Regions from separate parts of the Homo sapiens genome. Here region 2 is linked to region 1. A link is an interaction called in ENCODE POLR2A ChIA-PET data of the cell type or tissue named here. Cell type or tissue: Panc1. All regions are shown on one strand. Each heading gives the region's core, and the rest is flanking DNA. Links, peaks and the distances in the headings are about the cores only.

Region 1 (8,007 bases), core at 2,072-4,571:
ATCTCTAGTGGACTTTTTAGTTATTAAGATGGCCCTCTAGACCAGGCCTGGATGGTTGGCCTGGGGAGGAAAATAGTGAAACTTTTATATCAGAAATGCACAGTGATTTTTGGAGTTGGAGCTGAATGAGCCATGAAGAAGCAGGGAAAATCCCAAGAAGAGGGCCAGAAGGTGTCCCACTGCATGGCAGGAGGCTGTGGGGAAGGCAGGACACAGGATGCGCCCTCAGAGGACAGAAAGGCTGAGGACTTTTGAGAACTGGGATGGTTGAGTATGCAGTTCAAAGTGTTTTACCCTTCTATTCTGTAATCTAACATCCCTAACCATGACCACACATGCGCACACATACAAACACACAATTATGGGTTGAATTGTGTCCGCTGAAAATTCATATGCTAAAGTCCTAACCCGCAGTGCCTGAGAATATGATCTTATTTGGAAATAGGGTCATTGCAGATATAGTTAATTAAGATGAGGTCATAGTGAAGTAGGGTAGACCCCTAATCCAATGTTACTGTGGTTATACAAGGAGGAAATCTGAACACAGACACTCACACGGTGACAGCCATATGAAGACAGGAGTGATGCTGCCACAAGCCAAGAAACTACCAGAAGCTGGAGGGGAGACCTGGAACAGATCCTTCCCTAGCACCTGTTAGAAACAGCATAGCCCTGCAGACACCTTCATCTCAGGTGTCTAGCTTCCAGAACTGTGAGACAATGAGACAAGAAATTTCTATTGTTTAAGCCTCTCAGTTTGTGTTACTTTTTATGGCAGCCCTAGGAAATTAACACATATGCACATGCACAAACATGAATGCACACACACTTATGCACACATATGCACGCACACACACATGCACACACTCATACGCACACACACTCATGCACAGACACATGCACACATGCACACACACTCATGCACACACATGCGTGCACATACACACACCGGTGCCCAAATCTTCATTAAAGCTTGCACCACACGCACAGCCATGACCAGTGGCAGTCTGGAGACTGAGGGGTTTGTATGGGAGTTGAGTAAGTACATAGGCTATGCAAAAGGAACGAGATATGCAGAGGCAGAGCCCAGAGTAGATGCCAGAAAGGCAGTGGAAGCAGAGACTCGTGGCAGAGGGAGCACAGGTTCCTTTCACATGCCCCACTAGCAAGAATTCTCAGAGCTATTGGGCAAGTATTGAGACGGAGCAGGGACCCCTCTTAAGGGCTTGCAGCACCCTCCTCCACCCCCAACCCCAAGCAGGGAAATAAAATCTTGAGTTCCTTCAAGGGAATTTACAGTCACCTAGCTAGCCTTGACAAGTAAATGAGCAATTTGATAAGCAAGACGGTAACAGTAGCTTAAAACAATAGCCAAGGAAGTTAGAGTCACACGAATATTTGGTTCCCAAGAGAAACTAAAGATAACACCTTAGCATATATTCTTGAGTTGTTTTTCAGAATTTGGACCTCCACTAAATGGGTACACTGGTACAGAGACCTCTGATAAGGGGGAACTGAGGACTGAACTCCGACCGCTGTTCTAAACTTCTTTCTGAGGCTCCGGAGGTGCCGGGATTGCAGACGGAGTCTGGTTCACTCAGTGCTCAATGGTGCCCAGGCTGGAGTGCAGTGGCATGATCTCGGCTCGCTACAACCTCCACCTCCCAGCCGCCTGCCTTGGCCTCCCAAAGTGCTGAGATTGCAGCCTCTGCATGGCCGCCACCCCGTCTGGGAAGTGAGGAGCGTCTCTGCCTGGCCGCCCATCGTCTGGGACGTGAGGAGCCCCTCTGCCTGGCTGCCCAGTCTGGAAAGTGAGGAGCATCTCTGCCCGGCCGCCATCCCATCTAGGAAGTGAGGAGCGCCTCTTCCCGGCCGCCATCCCATCTAGGAAGTGAGGAGTGTCTCTGCCCGGCCGCCCATCGTCTGAGATGTGGGGAGCGCCTCTGCCCCGCCGCCCGTCTGGGATGTGAGGAGCGCCTCTACGCGGCCGCGACCCCATCCAGGAGGTGAGGAGCGTCTCTGCCCGGCCGCCCCGTCTGAGAAGTGAGGAGACCCTCCGCCCGGCAGCCGCCCCGTCTGAGAAGTGAGGAGCCCCTCCGCCCGGCAGCCGCCCCGTCTGAGAAGTGAGGAGCCCCTCCGCCCGGCAGCCGCCCCATCTGGGAAGTGAGGAGCGTCTCCGCCCAGCAGCCACCCCGTCCTGGAGGGAGGTGGGGGTCAGCCCCCGCCAGGCCAGCCGCCCCGTCCGGGAGGGAGGTGGGGGGGTCAGCCCCCCGCCCGGCCAGCCGCCCCGTCCGGGAGGTGAGGGGCGCCTCTGCCCGGTCGCCCCTACTGGGAAGTGAGGAGCCCCTCTGCCCGGCCACCACCCCGTCTGGGAGGTTTACCCAACAGCTCATTGAGAACAGGCCATGATGACAATGGCGGTTTTGTGGAATAGAAAGGGGGGAAAGGTGGGGAAAAGATTGAGAAATCGGATGGTTGCCGTGTCTGTGTAGAAAGAGGTAGACATGGGAGACTTTTCATTTTGTTCTGTACTAAGAAAAATTCTTATCCTGTTGATCTGTGACCTTACCCCCAACCCTGTGCTCTCTGAAACATGTGCTGAGTCCACTCAGGGTTAAATGGATTAAGGGCGGTGCAAGATGTGCTTTGTTAAACAGATGCTTGAAGGCAGCATGCTCGTTAAGAGTCATTACCACTCCCTAATCTCAAGTACCCAGGGACGCAAACACTGCGGAAGGCCGCAGGGTCCTCTGCCTAGGAAAACCAGAGACCTTTGTTCACTTGTTTATCTGCTGACCTTCCCTCCACTATTGTCCTATGACCCTGCCAAATCCCCCTCTGCGAGAAACACCCAAGAATGATCAATAAAAATAAATAAATTAATTAATTAAAAAAAAAAAGAAGTTAAAAAAAAAAAAAGATAAATTTCTTTCTGAGGGGCCTGGAGGAGATCACACCCAAGAGCCAAAACTAACATTATTTTCTGCCGATCCCAAATGTTTAGACAAAGCTCCACCTCCTTAACCAATCACAAATCAGCAAATCTTTGACTCCACCTACGACCTGTGGGTGCCTGCTTCAAGATGTCTCACCTTTTATACAGGTCAAACCAATGTATATCCTGCAAGTTTTTTGTTTTTGTTTTTGAGATGGAGTCTCACTCTCACCCAAGCTGGAGTACAGTGTTGCAATCTTGGCTCACTGCAACCTCCGCCTCCCAGGTTCAAGCAATTCTCCTGCCTCAGCTTCCCAAATAGCTGGGATTACAGATGCATGCCACCATGCCCGGCTGATTTTGTATTTTTAGTGGAGACGGGGTTTCAACACATTGGCCAGGCTGGTCTCGAACTCCTGGCCTCAAGTGATCCGCCCTTCTCGGCCTCCCAAAGTACTGGGATTACAGGCATGAGCCACTGTGCCCGGCCAGCCTTCCTGTATTGGTTTATGATTTTGCCTGTAAGCTCTGCCTTCCTGCCTTTAAAAATCCTTACCTGTAAGCTCTTGGGGAGTTTGGGTCTTCAGCCTGAGCTGCCTGATTCTCCTTGCTTGGTGCCAGGCAATAAATGCCTCACTTTCTCTCGCTGCAATCCCGATGTCAGTGTTTGGATTTTTGTGCCAGGCAAGTAGACCTAGTTGTTTGATAACAGTATTCGGGGTACCTACTGCATAATGTCAAGTGGGTGTCTCTGGTTCAGGCAGTGAGTAGTGTAAGTAACGAGCGATTGAAGGCAAAATGGCTCGCTGCCTGTTTCCGTACAAAAGCAGCCCTGGCAACAATCCAGACTGATCTGTCCTTGGCCTATTCATTATTCTCTGCGCAGTGATAATGAGTTTACTGCTTTGTGGGCTTTTAGGTAAGGGGAAGAGATGAGCTTGGCTTAATGCCTGCTGACTCATAAGACGCAGGGGCCCTGGCCTGCCTCTGATGGGATGCATGCACTTAAATCAGGAACAATTTCTATTTCCTCTCCAGCAAAAACGCTGCGAGGGGAGGCTAGTCAAGCATGCAGAGCTGGAGACCTAGGAACTCTATCTCTGCTTCTGGGGACTGGGGGTAGAAAGAAGGAAAGAGCAGGCACAGTCCTTCCTCAAACCTCCCCTTTAGCTGCTCTACAAACATGCTGCCGCTAAAAAGCATTAGAGCTGCTGCTGATTCCTATCAGGAAGGAATTATACTAAGCACGCCTAGCATTTATGAAAGGCTGCCTATCTTTTGTTAGGCATTATCTGGATGCAAAAGCGAATCAACAACCTTCCACTCCTTAAGGAGTGTGCAATCCAGAAGGGAGTGTAAACAATGAAATGTAGGACAAGGTTAAATGAAACACAGGCCAAATTGTTATGGGCATTCAGAAGAAACACTGTGTCTTAGCTTTGTCTTGGGAGATCAAGGAGGGCTCCACACAGAAGGTGGCATCTGAAGGCTAGGAAGGATTTCCGAAGACAGAGAATCGAAAAATAACATTCTCAGCTGAGGGAACTATAGGAACAATGATACTCAGAGCTTTTTCAGAGCCTGGAAGTGTCATTTGGGAACTGAAGATGGGAAGGTTTATGTTTGTTTGCCCAGGCTCAGGAATTTGTGTTTTATTCTAAACTCAGTGTGGAAAACAATGCAGATTTGCGGAAGCATGGAGTGAGGTAAACTTTACATTTTAGCAAGGTGATCTGGGTTCTAGAAATGTACCTGAAATTTACTAAGCCCCTGAGCATGGCTAGGCACTATACTAAAACTTTTAGACATTGTCTCTTTAGGCAATTGCTTTTAATGTCCTTATTTTGCAGATGGGAAGACTGAGGCTGAGTGAGATTAAACATCATGGCCAAAGTTAACTTCCGTTAGCAGGTCCTAACATCACAGGTTTTGCAGCCAGTACCACTTACAGTTACTGTATCGAAGTCTTTTTTTTTCCCCAAGACCAATGTAAAGATCAAGGCTATATAAGAGGACGCTTTTTTTTCTTTTCTTGAGACAGAGTCCCCCTCCGTCATCCAGGCTGGAATGCAGTGGTGCAATCTCGGCTCACTGCAGCCTCCACCTCCTGGGTTCAAGTGATTCTCCAGCCTCGGCCTCCTGAGTAGCTGGGATTATGGGTGCCCACCACCACACCCAGTTAATTTTGCATTTTTAGTAGAGATAGAGTTTCACCATCTTGGCCAGGCTAGTCTCGAATTCCTGACCTCAGGTGATCCTCCCACCTCAGCTTCCCAAAGTGCTGGGATTACAGGCATGAGCCGCCGCACCTGGCCCCATTTTATTCGCTCCTTCCAATACAAGCAAACCTAGGGATACAACCAGAAAACTGCCACGTGAGGCTAAAATATGCTCTTGCTCCTTCAGAAAACAGCACAAGTTCATCAGCCCAGAAAGTTCTCAAACATTCTCAGGACAAGGGACACTGAGTCCAAAGCCTATACTTTTAGCCACAGCACTATTCTGCCTCCCAGTATACAGTCCTAGTATGGTACTTTTCAGCAGAAATCCCATATGTCTTCCAATATTCTTTAAGACAGTACTCTTGAGGCTAAAATATTCTAAACAAAGAGCTGAGTTTCCAACAAAAAGTGCTTTAGAAAACTGAGTTGCACAGAGAATGGGGTGCATAGAAATCTGGGGCATGCACAGCCAAATAACTTGGGTCTGTAAACATTTATCAGATTATTTTAAAGTGATTTTGCAACATTTCCTCATCAAATGCCTTACAGTTCTGGAAAAGGGCAGATATAAGAATTCCTTTATCACTTGGTCAGGTTTACAGATGGAGACACCAAAGCAATGAGAGTTTTAAGAGGCGCTCAGAAAGTCAGTAATCTCAGCACTTTAGGAGGCTGAGGTGGGAGATCATTGAGCCCAGAGTTTGAAACCAACCTGGGCAGCAAAATGAGACTCTATCTCTACAAAAAATTAAAAAATTAAAAATTAAAAAGTCAATAGCAGGGCTAAAGAGAAATCTAGATTCCTGATCTTGAAGCACATGGTTAAATCGAAAAATCATATCTCCATGGGCATCAAGGAGATAGAAATGGGGATGGAAAAAAGGCACTGTCCTTTCTCTTAAAAGTAATATGCACTTTTATAAAATACTCTTTTTGTAAGAAGTAAAATATAAATGTTCATTGTAGAAAATTTGGACAATACCAAAAGTTCAAAGAAGAAATGAAACCCACCAATAAGCTCGGTACCCAGAAATATCCCCTGTGAATGTTGGTATATTTCCATCCAGGAGTTTATGTGCTGTTATCATTTAGAGACAGACAGCCCTTCCATTCTACTCCATTTTCTGAGAGCAGGAATCTGAAAGGTAGATCTCAATCAATAATTGATGCCCCCACTGCATGCCCAGCACTATGCCAGGCACCATGGGGTCAGAAGGAAGACTGCACTCCTCACTCTAAGAGGCTACAGTCAGTTAAAGAGATAATACACAGACCCAGAATCAGGGAGCTGGCAAGAGCATCATATGAGCAAACTGGCTGCAGGAATTCAGAAAAGGAAAGCTGGCTGGGAGAGGCTTAATGGAGGAAATGATCTGGAGCGGAGGTATGAACAACGTTTAGACTCAGGATTGCAGAAAGAAGGAGAAATGCACTCTGGGGTTGAGCAGGTGGAAGATGGGACAAAAACAGCATGGACCAAGGACAGTTGGCTTGGTTCCTAAGGATATTGGCCTGGGTTTAGAGATTAGAGGGTGTGAACAGAGGCCCTAACATCACAGGTTTTACAGGCAGTGCTACCCACAGTTACTGTACCAAAGTCATTTCTTTTCCAAGACCAATGCAGAGATCAAGGCTATATACGAGGATCCATTTTATTCACTCTTTCCAATTCAACCAAACCTAGGCATGCAACCAGAAAACTTCCACGTGAGGCTAAAACATGCTCTTGTTCCTTCAGAAAACAGCACAAGTTCATCAGCCTGGAAAGTTCTCAAACATTCTCAAAGCTGATGTCCAGGAAGTGCTAGGTCAGGGCATGTGCTATAGGAGGGACCACAGGGGAAATGATCGTACAAAATCATGGCACAAAGTCAAAACCCAGCATGCACCAGCCAAATCCTGCACATATGCCAAAAACTGAATTCTGCCACCTTAGTAACACTGAAAAAAAATATATCCTGGGTAAGAGGTGGTGTGATATCTGAGAAAATCCCAAGGTTGTATCTTGGCAGCTCTATTCCCGGTGTGACCTTGTGCAGTGACTTAATTGCTTTGCCCTTCAATTTCCTCATCTGTAAAATGAGGATAATAGCACCTGCCTCATACTTCTGATGTAAAGATTAAATGAAGTAATGTATACAAAGCACCTTACACCACATCTGGCCATTGAGTAAGCCCTGGGTAAACACTGGTTCCTCTTCTTTTCTTCCCACTAGTCTAATATTAGAAAGCCAGATCAAAAGGGTCAGTGTGATTTGGGGAAACTAAAAAACAGAATATGATGCTAATAAGGCTTGAAGCCTCAGACCACATTCAAGGTCTCCAGGGCATTGGTAATGTCCAACTTCTTTACATGGCTCTAAGGTTCACATCTGTCTGAGATGTCACAGCTTGATCAAGGCCTCCTCTATACCATATTCAGCATAAAGTGTTTTGAGACAGGATCTATAATAGGATGCTGGAGTGAGGCCAGCATAGTTGCCCTGAAACCCTGCCTCCTGCCCCCAGCTCAGGTACCAAAGGAAGGCGACATGGGGTATTGAAACAATTTCCAAAGGTTTAGCTCACATAAGCGGAATAGAGACAGAGAAGGGAAAGTCCTCAACCTAGAACACAGATTAATTACCAGGGAGCCAGAAAAAGCTAATAATCCTAGTTGACAGGCAGCCAAATGACTTGGGGTAGCTCATTTAGAGTGTGGGTGTTATGCAGCCCAGAAGACAAACACGTGTAAACAACAGCAGGTAAAACATGAACCAACCTACTTAGCAAGTTAGATCAAGAATCTATTGATTGCCAAGTCTCTTTGAGTCCTGCAACACACTTCCTCTCTGTCCCTTCTGTTAAAGC
Region 2 (8,007 bases), core at 2,322-4,821, 290 kb after region 1:
CAAATTTCTCTTTTTTTTTTTTTTTTGAGACAGAGTCTCACTCTGTCGCCCAGGCTAGAGTGCAGTGGCATGATCTCGGCTCACTGCAGCCTCTGCCTTCCGGGTTCAAGCAATTCTCATGCCTCAGCCTCCCGAATAGCTGGGATTACAGGTGCATGCCACCATGCCTGGCTAATTTTTGTATTTTTAGTAGAGATGAGGTTTCACTACGTTGGCCGGGCTGGTCTTGAACTCCTGACCTCAAGTGATCCACCTGCCTCTGCCTCCCAAAGTCCTGGGATTACAGGGGTGTGCCACTGCACCCGGCCATTTTTTTTTTCTTTTATGTTGTGATTTTGACACCACATCTAAGAACTCTTACCTAACCACAAGTCACAAAGATTTTCTCCTGTGTTTTCTCCTAACAGTCTTACGGTTTTAGTACTTACAGTTAAGTCTATGATCCATTTGGTTAGTTTTTGTGTATGGTATGAGATTGTGAGTCTAAATTCATCTTTTTGCTTATGGATAACCAATTTTCCCAGCACTGTTTGTTGAAAAGACTGTCTTTTCCCCGCTGAATTGTATTGGCACCTTTGTTGAAAATCAGTTGGTCATGAGTGTAATTCTGAGTCATTTTGACATTTACTTTTTTTTTTCCTTTGAGATGGAGTCTTGCCTTGTTGCCCAGGCTAGTCTCGACCTTCTCGGTTCAAGCAATCCCCCTGCCTCAGCCTACCAAGTAGCTTGGATTATAGGCATATGCCACAGTGCCCAGAGACATTTACATATTTTTGAGGGAGAGCAAAGCTAAGAGGATATGTGTGTATAAGTGCATAGCATGGAGACTAAAAGCATGGTTACCAAACTGTTGTCAGTGGCGTAACTCTTCGTAGGAGACTGGAAGTATCAGAAAGATGGGGATTATATTTCCATCCTATTAAATACACTTGTATCTTTTAAAATGAGATTATGTCAAGAAAATGAGAAGACAAGGCACAGATTCGGAGAAATATTTGCAAAAGATGTATCTGATAAAAGACTGTTATCCAAAAGATACAAAGAGCTCTTAAAACCCAGCAAGAAGGAAACGAACAACCCAATTAAAAATGGGCAAAAGACCTGAACAGTTACCTCACCATAGAAGATATACAGATGGCAAATACGCATATGAAAAGATGCTCAACATCATATGTCATTAGTGAACTACAAATCAAAACAACAGTGAGATACTACCACATACCTACTAGGGAACAGTGAAAATTCAAAACACTGCCAACAGCAAGTGCTGGGGAGGGTATGGAGCAATACGAACTTTCCATTCATTGCCTATGGGAATGCAAAATGTTATATCCACTTTAGAAGACAGTTTGGCAGTCACTCGCAAAACTAAACATACTCCTACCATACGATCTAGCAATTGCGCTCCAAATGAGTTGAAAACTTATGTCCATATAAAAACCTGCACACGGATGTTTTTAGCAATATAGCAGCTTTATTCATAATTGCCAAAACATGGAAGCAACCAAGATGTCCTTCAGTGGAGGAATGGATAAATAAAAAAAAAATTAGATTGTGTTCACATTGTGTAATTTAAGAAACAACATTTAGGATATCTTTTCTACCATTTTAGCATTTTAGTCAAAAATAATCTAGGAGAGTTATTCATGTATGATATTCTTTATGTAGATTTTGGAGGTTTGTAAGACGAAAGATAATGAAAAACTTTACCATAAAAATTATTTGAACACTAAATTGAGAATGACTCAGTCCAGTTTTAATAACTCATCATTTCTGAATCACTATTTTTAATTTTTTTTTAGTCTTCAGCTCATTCGTTTATAACTTTAATATGGCTAGCATTAATCTGGTAAACTTGTGCTTTATTAACAGATAGAAGATGTAATCCACAAATTCAACAATCTGATCAAACTTGAGGAATCTGGGTGGCAAGTCAATAATAATATGAATCATAATATGAACAAAAATGTCTTTAGGGTAAGTTTGTGGGTTTTATATCCAATTTTTTTTTTTTTAGTTAAGGAACTGTTATACATACATCCAAATTTCTAATATAGATTCTTCTACTTCTTGTTTTTAAGTTTTAAAAACATTTAGGTTTAGATTTCTCATTATTTTACAAAGTTAAGTCTTTATACTACTTAGAGTGTACTTGATTGCCTTTGAAGAAAGAGCAAGGAAATCGATCAACATAAAATTTAGGATAGTTATGTCTAGAGAGAAGAAAGGAGGGGCTGTGATTGAATTGGGGTACCCAGAGGGCTTCTAAGTTACCACATACTGGATATATGAGTGTTGGTTTTATTCTTCTTCTTCTTTTTTTTTTTTTGAGATGGAATCCCGCTCTATCACCAAGGCTGCAGTACAGTGGCGTGATCTCAGCTCACTGCCAGCTCCGCCTCCCGGGTTCACGCCATTCTCCTGCCTCAGCCTCCCAAGTAGCTGGGAATACAGGCGCCAGCCACCACACCCGGCTAATTTTTTGTATTTTTAGTAGAGACGGGGTTTCACTGTGTTAGCCAGGATGGTCTCCATCTGCTGACCTCATGATCCACCCACCTCGGCCTCCCAAAGTGCTGGGATTACAGGCATGAGCCACCGTGCCCGGCCTAAAGGTTTTATTCTTTAAACTGTACTTACACATTTTGTTATAATAGTAATAGTAGTAGGTAACTTATATAATGCTTAGTATGTGTCAAATATTATTCCAATTACTTTATATATATTAATCCTTACAACAGTCGTATGAAATGGATGCTGTTATTCTTGTGCTTTGTTAACATGACAGATTTTGTTCTTGTTTCTAGTAATTATCTTTCTAGTAATGTTTTTGAATTCAAAGTTTTTGGTTTGGGTGGACACTTTTCAAACTAAGCATTGTCAGTTTTTCTTTATGATATGAGAAAAATGCCTGTAGTTATAAACTCAGGTTGTCTAGATTGGTATTTTATTATACTATGTAATCCAAATAAAAACTGTCTTAAATCCTATCTTAAGAGTTTAACTTGTTAAAGTATTGTTTTTTAAACCTTATTTTTAAAAAATTCTTTTTTTTTTTTTTTTTTTTTTTTTTGAGACAGAGTTTGGCTCTTTTTGCCCAGGCTGGAGTGCAGTGGCGTGACCTTGGTTCACCACAACCTCTGACTCCTGAGTTCAAGTGATTCTCCTGCCTCAGCCTCCAAAGTGCTGGGATTACAGGCATGAGCCACTGCGCTCGGCCTTAAAAAATATTTTACTAGGCCAGGCACAGTGGTTCACGTCTATAATCCCAGCACTTTGGGCGGCTGAGGCGGGCAGATCACCTGAGGTCGGGAGTTCGAGACCAGCCTGACCATCGTGGAGAAACCCCGTCTCTACTAAAAATACAAAAATTAGCTGGGCGAGGTGGCGCATGCCTGTAATCCCAGCTACTCAGGAGGCTGAGGCAGGAGAATCACTTGATCCTGGGAGGCAGAGGTTGTGGTGAGCTGAGATCACGCCATTGCATTCCAGCCTGGGCAACGAGCAAAACTCAGTCTCAAAAAAAAAAAAAAAAAAAATTTTTTTTTTACTAATAAAGTCTCATGACAAGGACCCTGAGGACAGTGACTAAATTGATTGAATGGATTTCAAAACTACTAAATAGTGAAGGATGCTACTTCATTATTAAAGCTACTGTGGGTATTTCTTATTAAGGATTTAGTCCTGGAAATATTAATATCATCAGTGATGCAGATCATGGCTATGTCCTATAGAGATTTGTAATTCTGCCTGTTATCACCAGGTGTCTCTCTCCTACTTTATTTTATAGGCTACCTTTAAGATTATCAAACAAAGCTAATCTTTTATACTATACTTGGATACCACTCCCTACTACCTCTTATTTATTAATCCCTCATTCCATCAGTTAGTCTTGTTTTCCTTTCCTCCCTTTTTTCCATCAGTCTTTAAACATGTTTAAGTGTCTTATCATTGTTTACATTAAAACAAACCTGTGGTGTCTGCTTCTCCCTTTAATTACTTGTACACCCCCATTTTTTCTTTCTATCCAGTCACTGACAAGCATCCTAAAATGTTTTCTATACTCTATTATTTTTGTTCCTTTATTTCTCCAACTCATTGCAATTCAGTTTTACCCCCCTATAACTTTAGAATAGTTATCTAAATTATTAATCCACTAGTTGCTTAAGTTATTAGGCACTTAATTTTAAATTCTAACTCTTCTAGGCCAGGCGTGGTGGCTTAAGCCTGTAATCCCAGCACTTTGGGAGGCTGAGGCAGGCAGATCACCTGAGGTCAGTTCAAGACCAGCCTGGCCAGCATGGTGTACCCTGTCTCTACTAAAAATAAAAAATTAGCCAGGCATGGTGGCGGGCGCCTGTAATCCCAGCTACTCAGGAGGCTGGGGTAGGAGAATCACTTGAACCCGGGAGGCAGAGGTTACATTGAACCGAGATCATGCCACTGCACTCCAGCCTGGGCGACACATCAAGACTCTCTCAAAAATAACAAAAAGTAGTAAATAAATCTAACCTTTCTGCAGTATTAAATATGGTCTACTTTTTTTTTTTTTTTATATAGAGTCTTGCTGTGTTGCCCAGGCTGGAGTACAGTGGCGCCATCTCGGCTCACTGCAACCTCTGCCTCCCAGGTTCAAGCTGTTCTCATGTCTCAGCCTCCCAAGTAGCTGGGATTACAGGCGTGTGCCACCACGCCCAGCTAACTTTTTTTCTTGTATTTTTATTTTTGTATTTTATTTATTTTTTGAGATAGAGTCTAGGTGTGTGGCCCAGGCTGGAGTGCAGTGGCACAATCTTGGCTCACTGTAACCTCAGCCTCCCAGGTTCAAGCAATCTCCCACCTCAGCCTCCTGAGTAGCTGGGACTACAGGCATGTGCCACCTTGCCCAGCTAATTTTTTGTATTTTTAGTGGAGCTGGTGTTTCTCCATGTTGGCCAGGCTGGTCTGGAACTCCTGGCCTCAAGTGATCCTCCTGCCTCAGCCTCCCAAAGTGCGGGGATTACAGTTGTGAGCCACTGTACCTGGCCTACTTCCTTGTTTTTGAAATTATATTTCCTTCTTCTTTGCCTATTCTTCAGTCATATTTGCATATTTGTTTTCCATTTATCCCTTAAATGTTTTTGTTATTTAGAATTCCTACCTCTACTCTCTTCTTTCCTTCCGTAATTTTCCTGTGCAATCTTACCCAACCTGTGATGATTCTCAAGTCTGTATTGCAGACCACACTTACTAAGCTCTAATTCTATATATCATGACTCAATATACCTTAAAAATCAATATATCCCAAACTGACAGCATCTCCACACACACCAATGTTGCCCTGTCTCATAATGCTGTTACCATCCCACCAGGTGTTCAAGATAGAAGTCTCAATATCTCTTTTGAGATATCCTTTTGAGCGATACCCTTTGCTTGCTTTATTTCACCATCTCCACCCCACACACATCCAATAGATGAGTAAGTCCTCTCAATTCTACCTTTCAAATATCTCTTGAATCTGTCCACTTTTTTCATCTCTTACTCCTTAGTCTGAGTGATCTTTCTAAAACACCAGCTTGATGTTAATCTTCTGCTTAAAAATTACCAATAACTCTCTGTTCCCTTGTCCTCTGTGTAAATGTGACTTTCTTAAGACCATTACATGCAGGTGATTTTTATTATAATCTAGCTATTGTTTAAATCCACTTTTCTTTGTTTCATTTCTGGCTTTGGAAACATCTCTCTAGCACTTGCCTCACCCCATCTTTTAGTTTGATGAAATATGGTTTCAGCATAGGTGCTACTTCCTACAACCTTTCCTGATGCCTGAAGATTGGTTTAGGTGTCATCCTTATTTATTTTCTTTTAATGTTTTACTTTTTTTTTATTTACTTTTTTTGCTTTTTCTTTTTTATGGGGGGGGGGTGTCATGGTTATAATCTAAAGGATGTCCCCTAAATTTATTTCTAACAGGACATTTATCCTTCTTACTATTCTTCCCAGATCTTCTACTAAGCTGCAAACTCCTTGAGGGCAGCAACTCTGTCCTTTACCTTTTTACCTTTTAGCACATACTAGGAACTTGATAAATATATGATGAATGTGAAATATTTTATGTATACTTTATTTTTAAAAATTAAATTTTTAAGTGATGAATTTGTGTTTGTTGTGTGTTTTTCTTGTAAGATGGTAATGGGCAGCTTTACTATGTTAGTTTCTCTTTGCAGAAAAAAGTTGTCTCAGGTATAGCAAGTAAACCAAAACAGGATGATGCTGGAAGAATTGCAGCGAGAAATCGCCTAGCTGCCATAAAAAATGCAATGAGAGAGAGAATTAGGCAGGAAGAATGTGCTGAAACAGCAGTTTCTGTGATACCAAAGGAAGTTGATAAAATAGTGTTCGATGCTGGATTTTTCAGAGTTGAAAGTCCTGTTAAATTATTCTCAGGTTAGTTGTTTTTGATTTTTTATTTTTTTTGTTTTTCCTGAGACTACTTAAGAGAAATATTTGGGATAGATGGGGGCTTGTGTAAGGTGAAAAATAGTTTTTTACATGAAGAGACATAAGTTTTTCTGTGATTTTTAGAAAATAGACTATGCTCGCTCACAAACACTGTAAATCACATTTTGATGGGTATGATCAGATTAGTTTAAGTGCGATAAGTCTTCTAAGATTGCTTTTCTACTTTCTAAGTGATTTCACATCTGTAATGTAATTACCATGTAACCCTACAGTCTATGAGAAAGGTCACAGGATCCCAAGAGGTAAGAGAAATGACGGAAGCATGAAGAAGTAAACTGATTTTCTTCAGGTCAGTTAGAAGTTTGGTTAGAATTTATAATGCAAAGGAAACTTGAGCATCCAGCTATCACACTTGTCTAGCTGTGCTTTAAAATGAAGCTTATGTGCTGTGTGTGTTGGTTCATGCCTATAATCCCAGTACTTTGAGAGACCAAGGCAGGAGGATCACTTGAAGCTAAGAGTTTGAGACCAGCCTGGGCAATTTAGTGAGATCCCCTCTCTACAAAAAAATAAAATATTAACCGAGCCTGGCAGTACATGCCTGTAGTCCCACCTACTTGGGAGGCTGGGGCAGGAGGATCACTTGAGCCCAGGAGTTCAAGGTTACAGCGAGCTATGATTGTGCCCCTGCACTCTAGCCTGAGTGACAGAGCAAGACTCCATCTCTAAAAAATAAAAGGAAGTTTATGCAAAGTGGATTTGGTTTTATTTGCATTTGTATTAAAACTTTTGCTCAGATCTTTTTGAAAGGTAGTAAACGTACTAATTTTCCAATTTAAAAATATTCCAGTAAAAGCAGTTTTTAATATTCAGGAAATCATTTTTTTGTGATTTTCTCACAGTGTTTGTCATAGCTTTTTTTTCCACAGACTATTTTTCTTGAATTGAATTTATCTCAATTGAAATTATTTATTTATAAGCCATAGATGTCCACCAGGAAGTTTTTTCAAAGTAAACCTAAATTGTTCTCTAATACCTGCTATCTGATATTTATAGTGATCCTCAAGTATATTATAATATTCTTGTTAGTTTAGGTATCAAATCTGGTGTACTTTTGTTTCCTTTAAGCAGCTACACTCCCTGGATACCCAGGAATCTCCCACTACTGCTAATAACATGACTCCATTCTACTACTTGTCAAGGATCTTCGTGGTTTTTACAGCTATAAGCTCATCATTCTGTTCTTTCATATACTCAACTCAGTCCTTATAGATAGGGAGATTAAGGTTTATGGCAAAAATTGGTCATTTAAAATTGAGTTTTAGTTACAGAGCACATAGTTGATATGAGGCTAATTACAAAACAGTAGTCCCTGAAGAAGCCCTTCTCATTCCATTTGCCAATCCCTAGAAGCAACTACTTTCAATTCTTACTGGAGTCTTTTGGACTTACTGGAGTCTTACTGGAGTTTTGTTGTTTACCACCATCTCTCTTGACAAGGTTTGATCTTTTTCAAAAACACATTTTTCTTCTGGTAGACTTTTTAATCTTTCTTTCCTGTACTTA

What was found. Peaks named below come from ENCODE experiments on the same cell type or tissue, not always from the same donor. Only the 100,000 strongest peaks of a DNase experiment are listed, where the experiment ranks them.
Region 2: POLR2A ChIA-PET joins it to region 1 with 12 read pairs; 2 of 35 experiments call an interaction of 5 or more read pairs at or near these places.

The regions. Positions count from the first base shown.
Region 1 is chr14:55,450,584-55,458,590 of GRCh38, reverse strand. No RefSeq gene overlaps it. Among named protein-coding and RNA genes, the nearest start is that of TBPL2, 14 kb to the right of the region's middle. In Panc1, for the core only: no CTCF peak of the experiment used is centred there; no DNase peak of the experiment used is centred there; H3K4me3 peaks cover 1,096 bases; H3K27ac peaks cover 1,653 bases.
Region 2 is chr14:55,156,941-55,164,947 of GRCh38, reverse strand. It overlaps DLGAP5 (DLG associated protein 5), which reads left to right. Exons shown (of 19, transcript NM_014750.5): 13 at 1,873-1,977; 14 at 6,207-6,426. Among named protein-coding and RNA genes, the nearest start is that of DLGAP5, 31 kb to the left of the region's middle. In Panc1, for the core only: CTCF peaks have their summits at 3,530 and 3,732; a DNase peak (open chromatin) is centred at 3,757.